2 separate regions of the Homo sapiens genome follow, and region 2 is linked to region 1. Evidence: chromatin contacts called from ENCODE Hi-C data. All regions are on one chromosome and are shown on one strand. Each heading gives the region's core, a stretch centred on a gene start or an enhancer-like site at or near the end of the contact. The rest is flanking DNA. Distances are from core to core; before and after follow the strand shown. Region 1 holds the start of POMC (proopiomelanocortin). Region 2 overlaps ASXL2 (ASXL transcriptional regulator 2).

Region 1 (5,285 bases), core at 2,285-4,784:
GGTTAAGGCTGGAAGCTATTTTGGGGATTGCTTGGTTCAGCCCTTCCCATGAGAGATGGGAAAATTGAAGCCCAAAGAGAGACAATTACTTTAATGTCCATGACAAGGTAAGGCTAAGCTCCTAACAGAGAACTTTCCTATTTCACTACATTAAGCTGTAGTTCTAACATGCAAGATCTCAGGAGTGAAAGTAACTTGGGAAAAACGGAGGACCCTGAAACTCCTGCTCAAGATGGTCTTTTCCCTTTTTATTCCACCAGGATCCTATCATTCCTCTGAAACTCTATTTCCTATGAATATTAGGTTGACAGAAAAGCAAATAAAACCACTGGCCAATTTAGGCAGCATTTCGAGCAGCCTGATTTGATGTCCTGCACACAAATTACTCTGGTGATCACTATTACCCAGACTCCAGTAACTTTGGAGAGCTTCGTTTTTAAAGCAGATCTCAGTTCTTTGAAATCTGGCTCATCTTCTGGACACGTCACGTGTCAGATGTCTTGTTCTCTAGAGCTCTCAAATGTGGTCTGAAATGGCAGGATTTGAAGAGGATGCAGATGTGGAGGGGAAAGAGACCAGAAGGGAATTACCTCCTGGTGGAACAGCCACTGCAGATACTTTTGGAGAATCCAGCAAGTGCCTGTGGGCAGAAGCTGAGGTCAAGACACCAGGGGACAGTAAGGAGGGGGCATCCATGGTGCCCCTAGCCCCCTGTACCCACCCCTCTCTCCAGCACTACCCTCGCACTGCCAAATTTCCCTTAACCAGGTGGGCCCCCTGAAGCCACCTCGAGGCCGGAGATCAGCTCACCGCCAACCCTACAATCATTTTGGATTTCAGAAGATCTTCTCAGCCAGCTGCTAGAAAGAAATGTAATTAGATGAGAAAAGTAATTCACATTAAAGCGTGGATGACTAAGTGTCTTGTCACTCCTAATGAACGCTGGCATTTTAAAATAAGTTTGCCTAAAATAAATCTCTCATTTGGGGAGGCGTGGGCCAAATCTTTTTTATATAGGGGAGGCTTTGGAAGTGAAAGTCCTCTGAAGCGCTGATTTCTACTTCAGGAGGCCACTTCCTTCTCTCTACCCCACCCTCGCCCTATTCCCCAGGCGCTGGGCCTGCACGGTGCTAGCTTCTGAAGGGTTGCCGGGCAAGGCTGAGCATTTTCAGAGCAGCCATTAGATGGCACTGGCAGCCAGTGACTGGCCCAGGTGCGCTTCGGCTAAAGGGGCAACTGAACGAGCTTTGGTCAACCTTGGTGTCCTCTCCTGGCTCCAAGGGACAGGCTGTTCCCATTGTACCCTGCCAGTGATCTATTCAAGTACACAGCCAGAACTTGGTGGACCAGGCAATTAGATTAAAGCTCCAAGTTGACCATAGCACATTTAGCTCTGAAAAATGCCCAGATGTTACAGTCACAGAAAAATGGTAGTTACGTATGTCACCAAATGCAAATGTAAAGTAACATATTAGTAAAGGAAAAAACAAAATCTTACAGGTCTGATAGTTCCCTCAATTATATTTCAATTCTTGTCAAAGATAACTACTCTGGAGTGATTTCCATTTGCTAGAAGCAATGACTTCAGGCCTTCCTGGAAAGCCCCAGAGAGCATTTCCCCTCCTTATGCCCTATGTGCTGTGTTGTACAATGTGGTAACATATTCACTCCCACCCTCTCAGAGCTTATATTCTGTTGCTAAACTGGTTAGATGGCTGCTATTGCTAAAACTTCAGATTCTTCCCTGAAAGATGGTCTTGTGTTTGTATTGTATATTTTGCTTATGTGTATGTGTATTTGCTTATGTGTATTTTCAGTTCTCTACAATGAACAAATAGTACCTTTTGTGTCATTTTTAAAGCAACAAATTATTGGGGAAATATCAAATGTTGTGCTTTTTTAAGTAGGGAAAGTATTATAATCCAAAAATGGAAAGCTCTGGAAAAATAGAAACTTGAAATTTGCTCATCCTGAGATTAACTTTATAGTAGAACTACACTTATTAGAACTTCATAGGTGTGAGGGGCTCTCTATGAGCTCAACAAATCATTTTGCTTGTTACTGTAAAACTGCACGCTGGCCATGACCTTTTGTAAAGATTAGAGGAGCACAGGGGCCGAGTTTTGTCCTTACACCATGACATACATGCATCGAGTCCTATAACAAAAGCATCAAAGGAACAGTAAGTCATTAAAGTGGCCATAATCTGTGCAGAGTTTATAAACTGACACACACACAAAAAAAATCCACACACACTTTTATTTTCCTTGGCTCCTTCCAGCCATTCTGTAAGAACCCTCCCTGCCCCATTTAAACATGAAGAATTTGGGGAATCCAAATGCCAAGTGGACTGTCTCTCCTTCGCTGGAAACGCCCCTTACCTGAGCCTTGATCATTCCAAATGGCTGCCCGTGCCCTCAACCCAGGATCTGCGCCATAAACCGTCCACCCCGGTTCTGTTGAGGGCATCCGAAACTAGACAGTGCGTTTCAGGATCTAGGACAGCTCCCGCCCCGGCCACCTGTTTTTAACCCCAGCTAGGTCTTGGAGAGAAGAGACCCAACTATTCTGCATTGTAATTGACCCAGTTATCATGTAATTATCATAGCGCGGCCACCTCGGGTGCGCTAAGGTGGGCAAGGAAACAAGGATTCAGGGGTCTGAATCCGAAAAAATCCGGAAGGCAGGGCGTTCATTATGACTTTTATCCTTTTCTCTGCTGCCCCGTTTCCAACATTAATTTGCGATAGCGTGTATGGAATTTGACTTTCAAGATGTGACACCTATCCTGGAAACTGGGAGCAAGAGATACTAAAAGACCGGGCTGGCCGGGGGCGGTGGCTCGCGCCTGTAATGCCAGAACTTTGGGGGGCCAAGGCGGGCGGATCACCTGTTGTCGGGAGTTTGAGACCAGCCTGACCAACATGGAGAAACTCCGTCTCTACTAAAAATACAAAAATTAGCCGGGCGTGGTGGCGCATGCCTGTAATCCCAGCTACTCGGGAGGCTGAAGCAGGAGAATCGCTTGAACCCGGGAGGCGAAGGTTGCGGTGAGCAGAGATCACCCCTTTGCTCTCCAGCATGGGCAACAAGAGCGAAACTCCGTCTCAAAAAAAAAAAAAAAGACCGGGTTGTCCCAAGACCTCCTAGCAAGCTCTCGGAGCCTCCGGACCGCCGCGAGCCCCTGGGGGAGAGGAGGCCGCCGGCTCCCTGGAGACAGCGCCTGCAGCTTCGCGGCCGTCCGCCCAGGGGCCGGACGTGGGCCCTCCAGCTCAGCTACTGGCGGCTTCTCATGCCGCAGTCGGCGCAGAAAGTTTGTCGAGAACTCGGGACCGCGGAGAGCCAGAGGCGCCCAGGTCCGCCTTCGGAGCCGGAGCCGGCCGACTGCATCGCGAGGACGGGGACAGGGGATCCCGGGGAAAGAGCACGGGTCCCCCACGCTGCGCCCTTACCTGTCTCGGGAGGCTGCTCTCTGAGGGCGGGGACGCTCGGCGGCCTCTCTCGGTCGCGGCTCTTCTTCCCCTCCTTCGCCGCCGCTTGGTCCCGCGCTCCTCTGTCCTTATATACTTGCCGAGCTCTCCTGGTGGGCGCGGGACTTTGACCTTCCCGGCAGCACAAGGAGCAGCTCCCCGGGCCAGGGGAAGGGGGGCCGCGGGGCGTGGGAGGGGGGCTTCCAGACGGGGGACGAGCGCGGGGAGACGCGCTGGAAAGGGGCTGGAATTAGCACTGTCCTGCCGAAGGCGCACCTGGCCGCTCGCCCTCAGGAAGAACTTAATTATGGATGGCGTTGGGTCTCCGCTTAGAACGGGCGGGAGGCTTAGCACCCCCGTGTGGGGCAGGCCGGGCAGCCTCTGAGGTCGTTGAGGCGAGGGTGAAGTTACCTGCGTGCGTGCTGGGGCTGGCATCTGCCTGGTTCGCATTTGGCGGTAAATATCACCGTCTGCACACGGGGAGGCCTCCGATTTCCCCATTGTTTGGAAACTGTGATGTGGAAGTCGTGGGGAATCATATTCTCTCTGTTCCACTTTGGGGAGGGGAGGAGGGAGCAGAAGTCAGGAGCCGTCTTGTGGGTGTGAAGGTGAGTTGCACTGCTCCCCTGGGGCCTGCTCTCCAAGGGCCTGGTTTAGGGGAGGCTCCCTTCCGTGTCCCAAGCCTCAAGGAAAAAGTCCTGTTAACCTAAACCATTAAATGGGGAGAGGGTGATGCTGTGAAGAGCAGCTGAAGTGCTTTCCCTGTGGCCTCTGATCCCTCCCTTTGCCATGAGCTGGCAGGGTGGTCTGGGGACTCAGACAATTTTCAACATCCCCCTTGGCCCTGGAGTTCTGGCTTGGCTTTAGTTCCAAATATCAGACCAGAGAGAAGAGTACAGCACTCAAACCAAGCTAAGAGACTCTACCTTAACCTGGAGTAAATAAACAAAACCAAATTGTGCGATGTGGTGGGTGTGGGAGGGAGTATTGGGACTAAACTGGACTTCAAATCAAGACACTTGCTTAATCTGCCAAATGCCAGAACTTTCCTGATTCCCCATGAGATGCTCTTTTGGACTCCAGGACTCTCTTGTGGATTCAGCTTTTCTGGTGACATTGGCTTTACATTCAGCAATCCTTTCCCTTTGGACCACAAGAGAGATCCAAGCTCCGTCACAGTAGACAAGGTGCTTCATCACCCGGCTTTGGCCCCTTTCCAGGGCCATTTCCCAGTTCTCCACCTTGCATCCTGGCACTTCAGCATCCACAACATTCACACTGCTAGAACATGGCTTTCTTGGGTCTCCATTGTCCAAGCTGTTCCCCCAACTAGAACATCCTTCCTCTCTCCAGCCATCCAGGAGCTTGACTCACATCAAGATGTAGCCCATCCATCAGCCCCTGTTCTCTGAAGCCCTCTTTGGCCACTTTTCCTACCAGGGGCATGAGGCATGACCTCCTCTGCCTTCCACAGAAGTCCATCCCCATCTTGTCAGTGCAAGTGGCTTGCACTAATTCACTTCTGTCCCCATTTTTTTAATCTTCCATCCACCCCACGACCACCATCAGGTTTGTAAACTCTTTCAAGCAGATGGTGGTTTTGCCTTATTTTACTTTGTGTTATTTTTGTAACTTCAGGAGGCTGCTGGTGGCAGCAGATAAAACAAACCAGGAAAAATCCAAATGGACCCAACTTCTTTAACTGGGTTCCTTCTTTCTTTTCTTCTCTCTCTCTCTCATTCTGTTTGTTTGTTTTTGAATTAGGGTCTCACTCTGTTGCCCAGGCTGGAATGCAGCAGTGTGAACACTGCTCAC
Region 2 (7,148 bases), core at 2,641-5,140, 650 kb after region 1:
GGTTGCAGTAAGCCGAGATCATGCCACTGTACTCCAGCCTGGGCGACTGAGTGAGAGCTCATCTCAAAAAAAGAGAAACCCATGCTAAAGACTTCTCTAAATGCTGTTCTTGGAGGAATTAAATTGCTACTTACCCTAAAGCAATAAATGACTATAGCAGAAATAACCCAAAGAATAAGAATCCATGAGGTCATGCTAAGAATAAATGAACAAATCAACGAGTGGGGGAGAATTCCTCACAGTAAAATTCCAACAAAAAATATATATATATACCAAGATTGACAGAATTAGAAAATCACCATATGCGGCAACAGTGATAGGAAGTTTCAGGTAAGATTAGTGGATGCTGTGGTAGACAGACCTAAAAAGGCTTCCAGTAATCCCTGCTTTGTGTACTCATGGCCCTACATAATTCCTTCCCCTGTAGTGTGGGTAGGGCCTGTAATCAGCTTCTAATAATCAAAAAAGAACAAAGGTAAAGGGTCTCACATAAGTGACTATTTCACATATGACTGCAGTGTCCTCGCTTGATGACTCTTCCTTGCTGGCTTTGAGGAAGCATGTGGCCATGTTGGGGAAGGCCACAGAACTCAGGACAGCCTCTAGCCAAATGCCAGCTAAGAATCCAGACCCTCAATCTGATAACCCACAAGGATTGAATCTTTCCAACAACCACATGAGCTTGGAAGCTGATCATTCCCCAATCAAGTCTTCAGGTAAAAACTCAGCCCTGACCAACGCTCTGCTGCATTGCCGAGGATCAGGTAAAGCCGTGCTCAGACTCCTGACACATAGAAACTGAGATAATAAATGCACTGTTTTAAGCTGCTAAATCTGTGATAATATTGTTAAGCAGCAATAGATTAATAACATGCTAAAATTAGTGGGCAAAGGTACAATGAGAAACAAGATGTTTACAGAGTCTCAGAGTATCTTCACCCCAAAATACTTACTAATTACAAAGGGGAAAAATGGTATCTTTACAGTGAAGAAACAGTAGACATTGCATAAACCAAGTAATCACAGTTACCATCACTAATACTGTGGTACACTGAAATCATGGAATCCAGATATATTATGGTAAAAATGTCCTATCGATCCTGTGACACTCCTGCCAAAACTGCACAACTTAAATCTAATCATAATTAAACAGCAGAAATAAAAATTGAGAAACAATCTGCAAAACAGCTGGCCTGCACTAAAAAAAATGTCTAGTCATGAAAGATAAAGACTGAAGTACAATTCCAGATTAAAGAAGAGTAAAGATACATGAAAACTAAATGCAAATACAACATGTGATCCTGGATTAGGACATCAGTGGGAGAATTACCAAATCTGGATAAAGTCTGATTAGATAATATTGTGCCAATGTAGATTTCCTATTAACTATTTTACCCTGTAGTTAAAGAATGTACTTGCCTTTAGAAAATATATTCTGAAGTTTGCTTGCTTGACTGACTTATTTATTTATTTATTTATTTTTAGACAGGATCTTGCTCTGTCCCCCAGGCTAGAGTGCAGTGGTGCAATCATAGCTCACTGCAGCCTTGAACTCCTGGGCTCAAATTTAATTCTCCTGCCTCCACCTCTAGAGTAGTTGGGACTACAAGTGTGCACCACGATACCTGGCTAATTATTTTATTTTATTATTGTATAGAGACGGGCTCGCTTTGTTGCCCAGGTTGGTCTTGAACTCCTGCACTCAAGCAATCCTCCCACCTCAGCTCCCGAAGTGCTGAGATTATAGGTGTGAACCACTGCATCAAGCCTACTCTGAAGTATTTAAAAGTGAATGGGGCATTATGTCTACAATTTATCCTCAGACATCTCAGAAACACAAATTAGACAGATGTTAACATCTGGAGAATCCAGATAAAGTTTATATAAGAATTCTTTGTACTACCTTTGCAACTTTTCTAAGTCTGCAATATACCATATAAAGTTAAATAAATGTATATGATTTTTAAAAAAGTAAGTATATGAGAAAAGTCTATACAACAATTTGGACCAATGAAAAGAAAGAAGTACTGATCAATGCTACAAACATGATGGAATTTGGAGTTTATGATTACATATTATATGATTCCATTTATATGAATGTCCAGATATGGCCAAACTTACAGAGACAGAAAGTAGATTACAGGCTGTTAGGAGGAGCCAGCATTACCCGTATCCAGTATGAGAGATCTCACTGGAGTGATGAAAACATTCTAAAACCGGATTATGGTGATAATAGCACAACTCAGTAAATTTACTTAAAACCATTGAACTGTGCACTGAAAACAGGTGGAGTTTCTGGCCTGGTGTGGTGACTGGCCCAAAATCCTAACACTTTGGGAGGCTGAGGTGGGAGGATCGCTTGAGCCCGGAAATTTGAGACCAGCCTGGGAAACATATGGAGAACTTGTCTCTACAAAAAATGTAAAAATTAAGAAATCAGGCCAGGCGCGGTGGCTCACGCCTGTAATCCTAGCACACTGGGAGGCCTAGGCGGGCGGATCACCTGAGGTCAGGAGTTCGAGACCAGCCTGACCAACATGGAGAAATCCCATGGAGAAACCCCGTCTCTACTAAAAACACAAAATTAGCCGGGCATGGAGGCACATGCCCATAATCCCAGCTACTCAGGAGGCTGAGGCAGGAGAACAGCTTGAACCCGGGAGATGGAGGTTGCAGTGAGCCAAGATCGCGCCACTGCACTCCAGTCTGGGCAACAAGAGCAAGACTCCGTCTCAAAAAGAAAAAATCAAAAAAATAAATAAATAGCCAGGTGTGGTGGTGTGTTCCCATAGTCCCAACTACTCCAGAAGCTGAGATGAGAGGATCCCTTGTGCCCAGGAGTTCAAGGCTGCAGTGAGCTATGACTGTACCACTGCACTCCAGCCTGGGTGACAGAGCAAGACCCTGTCAGGAAAGAAAGAAAAAGGGGAAAGGGAAAGGAAAGGAGGGAAAAAAAAAAAGGAAAATGAGGTGGAATTTGGAGTTTATGGCATGTAAACTACACCTCAATAAAGTTGTTTTTAAAAAAATATGCGGGGCTGGGCGTGGTGGCTCACGCCTATAATCCCAGCACTTTGGGAGGCCACAGCGAGCAGATCACTCGAGGTCAGGAGTTGGAAACCAGCCTGACCAACATGGTGAACCACCGTTGAAACATGAGCCACTGCCTGGCCTGTTCCCATATTTTCTATGAACACGTATATATTCTCCCAGGGTCCCAGGGTCAAATAAAACAAAATGTATCCAGAAAACAAAGCACTTGATCACTTGACTAACCAAAGGAAAAGAAAACCATTCCAAAACAAACACCATAAATATCCACTTATCAAATAAGAAGCAGCAAGAAAATGAAAACACTGGGGCAACTTATGTCTCTCTGCTTTATTTAGAGTGTTCATCTTTCTGCTGTTTCTGGACCTGCACTATGATGGACGGACACTAATGAATGGATTCAATATGGCACAAACTGATCTACCATGTAAAGAGTACAATAATGCCACTGACACTCCTAGAACAACTCCTGCTTATGATGCAATGAGTTGCAAGTAATTCAGGTTATCTGGCGAACTAAAGATTTAATGGACTGAATCTCACTGGCAAGAAGCCTATCAACATTAATACTAAAAATTGAGTTGGCGAGAAGAATTCATCTTCCACCTTCACACAGAAATTTTGAAAGCCCAAAAATGATAATAAAAGGTAAAAGAAACTTGTAGATAATAAAAGGTAAAAGTAACTCTTTACTCTGCAAGGTTTTCTCTACATAAAAATTTAACAGTAAGTCCTCGGGCCCCTTTTCCTACACTTTTCTCTTCTCCCCGACCGGAGGGGCCGCTCTTTCTGCGCGGTGCATTCTGGGGACCGAGGTGGAGCCCGCCGCTGCCGCCATCGCCTGAGGGAAGCGAGAAGAGGCCGCGACCGGGAGAAAACGCAGAGTCGTCACCGGAGAGAAGTCGACTCCCTAGCAGCAGTCGACGCCAGAGGGCCGCCCACCTGTTCGCCCGTCCCCCTGCCCTGTTCACAATGCAGCCTGCTTCTGCAAAGTGGTACTATCGAAGGGACTATGTCTTCACTGAATTCTGTGAACACAGTAAGGATGTTCATGTAAATTTTGAAAAATCCAAACTTAACATTCAGTTGTCTCAGAGGAAGTGATAATTTTAAGTATTTAAATGAAGTTGATCTTTTTCACAGTATTGATCCTAATGATTCCAAGCATAAAAAAAACGGACAGATCAATTGTATGTTGTTTACGAAAAGGAGAATCTGGCCAGTCATAGCCAAGGTTAACAAAAGGAAGGGCAAAACTCAATTGGCTTAGTGTGGACTTCAGTAATTGGAAACACTGGGAAGATGGTTCAGATGAAGACAGGTCTAATTTTGATCGTTTCTCTGAGATGATGAACAACATGGGTGGTGAAGAGGATGCAGATTGACCAGAAGTAGATGGAGCAGGTGATGATTCACAAGACAGCGATGATGAAAAAATGCCAGATCGGGAGTAAGGAATACTGTCATCACCTGGATTTTGGGAAAGAAAAATAACTTCTCTGCAAGATTTCACAATTGAGAGAATTCCTAAGTTGACAGCTCTAAAGGCAGATGCTGTATTTGCCTACTTTGACCCATTTTTCAGCCTGCTTGTTTTTTTAAAAGGCTTCACTAAGGGTTGATATGTACCATTGTATGGGGCAATTTTAAGTCAGCTAAGGCAATAACCTTATGCATGAACATTTCCTAGATTTTCATGAAGCTGTTGAGTGAGGTCCTAGGCAATTGATGCAGCAGTTGTGATAAATAAAAACATCTCACCACCTAAGTCTCCTTTTCTTCATAACATAGATACTGACATGATAGGAAGCTCTCAGCTTACGGAAAGAGAACTAAATTTTAGATTATAGAACATGGATTCAAAAATGGCTGGAACAAATTGGCTGACACCTTACTGGTAACCTGCTATTCCTCTGGTGTTATCCTTCAGGATTGTTCCAAGTTTATTTTTCAAAATATTTACTTCACATTATTCTATATAAGTGATTACTTGTCAGTATTCACATGTATCTTAGCTAAAACTAGAGAATGCCCTAATTTAGATGGTTTTTGAAGCCTGTATATTTGGTATTGTTTGACCCTTAGGTGTTTTTACATCTCTTAGCACGGAAGATGAAGAAAGCTGTACATTGTTGTTTGTTTAAGAGTCTGTACATTTAGACCAGATTTGTATCTGCACTGTCAGTATGGCAAATGAGTGAAAAACGTTTAATACAGTATTGGATTTCTTTCTTTTTTTTTTTTTCAGCTTATACCAGGGCTTAAAACCTCAATTTATGTTCATGACAGTGGGGATTTTTCTTGATGTCCACATTCTTTCTAATAAACTGTTGGAAGACTTCTTGGCTGTCCTTTTAAGTGTCTGGCTTACTGTAATTTTTATGTATTTACCACTTACTGGAATGGAGTTTTTATTTTTAATTGAGGAAAAATTTGGGATTATTTCTCTGTTTGAAAAAAGAGGCTTGCTGTAATGTCATAGGAAACCTTTTTAAAGTGGATCTGTAATAGAATATTGTAGATGCACTTTGCAGCAATTGGAAAAGAAAGTGTTGTGATTTGATTGAAATAAAACTAAATGTGTTGTCCTCCTCTAAAATATATATAGCAATAATTAGTAGTTATGCTGAAATTAATAATTTGAAACTATGTTTATGTACTGAAAGGATACATTTATAATGCTGTTTTGAACTAAAGGTTTCAATATAAAAGAAAAAAATACAAATATAAAATCAAATAATAATACTAAAACTCCATAAACTCAGGAAAAAAAATATGGAAAAGAAGCTGTCTTGATTTCTCATTCATTTAATATTTACAAAGGACCTATCATATAGCAACACGGTAGTATGTGCAGGTGGTATAAAAGATGAAGTGGAAGTTTCCATAAGAAAGAAGTACTCATTCTTACATTTTAATGTAAAAATAACTGAACTGGAGCTGAGCTGAGCCAAATGACAGTCTCTTTACTAGTGTGCACGTACACACACACACACACACACAATTTGCCTCCAGAAAAATTCAGCAAATAGATAGAAGTTTAAAATGTACACTATCTAAAAACTGTTAGCCATATTTGCAATTTTGCTATCAATTCAAGAATCGAACAAAATCAGAAACTCAGGTTTAGAGCTTGTTTTCTAATTTGTCAGTCTCCAACCCCGTGGTTTACAAATAACAGTATATTCAACTGTAAATGCAGTAGCACTTGTAGCAAAATTATGATTCTTAATGTTTCCTAATTATGTATTTTTTTAAAAAGAGATCTCTTCCCAAAATTAACTGGTAACTTTTCCGGTAACTAATGATGTCTAATTTCCCCACTGAGCATCATGACATTTTCACTATTCTTTCTTTCATTCTTAGTTTCTTTCTGGGGCTCAAAGACACATGTAAATGAAGTCCAGAATAAAGGTCATTAAGTATACATGGCCCATCAACTTTCAAAGTTAAAAGTCTCAGCTTTAGCTTGCTTTGTCTTGTCTATAATCCTTCTCATTCTAAAGGCTCTTGCCAAAACTCTAAAACTTACTTGTTTTACCAATTCTGAATCATTGCATTGTGAGCAGAAGTTAATAAAAATCACATTCTTATCCTTCACTTTCTTAACCACCCATCACTGTCTAGATTTTAAATTTAACAAGGTAAAATGAACATTAACCTTCCTGAAAAAGTTAAAGGCATACCTCTGCTCATTCTCTTTACCTTAGGCAAATGTTCTCTATTTCCTACTAATATAACAAGATGGCTGTTTCTCCTACATTAGATTAAATTGTGCCCCATTCAAATAAATGCAAAATCCTAGAACTTTTTTATTGTGGTAAAATATACATAAAATTTACCATCTTACCTAAGTGTACAGGTTCAGTAGTGTTAAGTACAGTCACCCTGTTGAGCAACCTTTTCATCTTACAAAACGGAAACTCTACACCCACTAAACAGCAACCATCTTCCCCTGCCCACCAGCTCCTGGCAACCACCATTCTCTTTGTCTCTATGAATCTGACTACTCTAGGTATCTCATATAAGTGGAATCGTACAGTATTTTTTATTTTTTGTCTGGCTTATTTCACTTAGCACAATGTCTTCAAGATTCA

What was found. Hi-C counts contacts between places; a loop is a spot of excess contacts on that map.
Region 2: a map with no recorded cell type shows a loop between it and region 1 (8-fold over the local background). The contact joins the enhancer-like site here to the promoter of POMC in region 1. A Hi-C loop is called at or near these places in 1 of 37 single-sample maps with no recorded cell type.

The regions. Positions count from the first base shown.
Region 1 is chr2:25,165,046-25,170,330 of GRCh38, forward strand. POMC (proopiomelanocortin) reads right to left here and starts at 3,535. Exons shown (of 3, transcript NM_000939.4): 1 at 3,453-3,535. RefSeq lists a promoter at 3,409-4,221, cis regulatory regions at 3,560-3,572, 3,638-3,811, 3,812-3,837 and an enhancer at 3,632-3,651.
Region 2 is chr2:25,818,446-25,825,593 of GRCh38, forward strand. The region is part of intron 3 of ASXL2 (ASXL transcriptional regulator 2); the gene reads right to left. It also overlaps the pseudogene PTGES3P2. Among named protein-coding and RNA genes, the nearest start is that of ASXL2, 56 kb to the right of the region's middle. RefSeq lists an enhancer at 3,929-3,988. Within about 2 kb of position 3,891, at least 15 of the 41 ENCODE cell types and tissues checked have a DNase peak (open chromatin) inside an H3K27ac peak, as active enhancers do.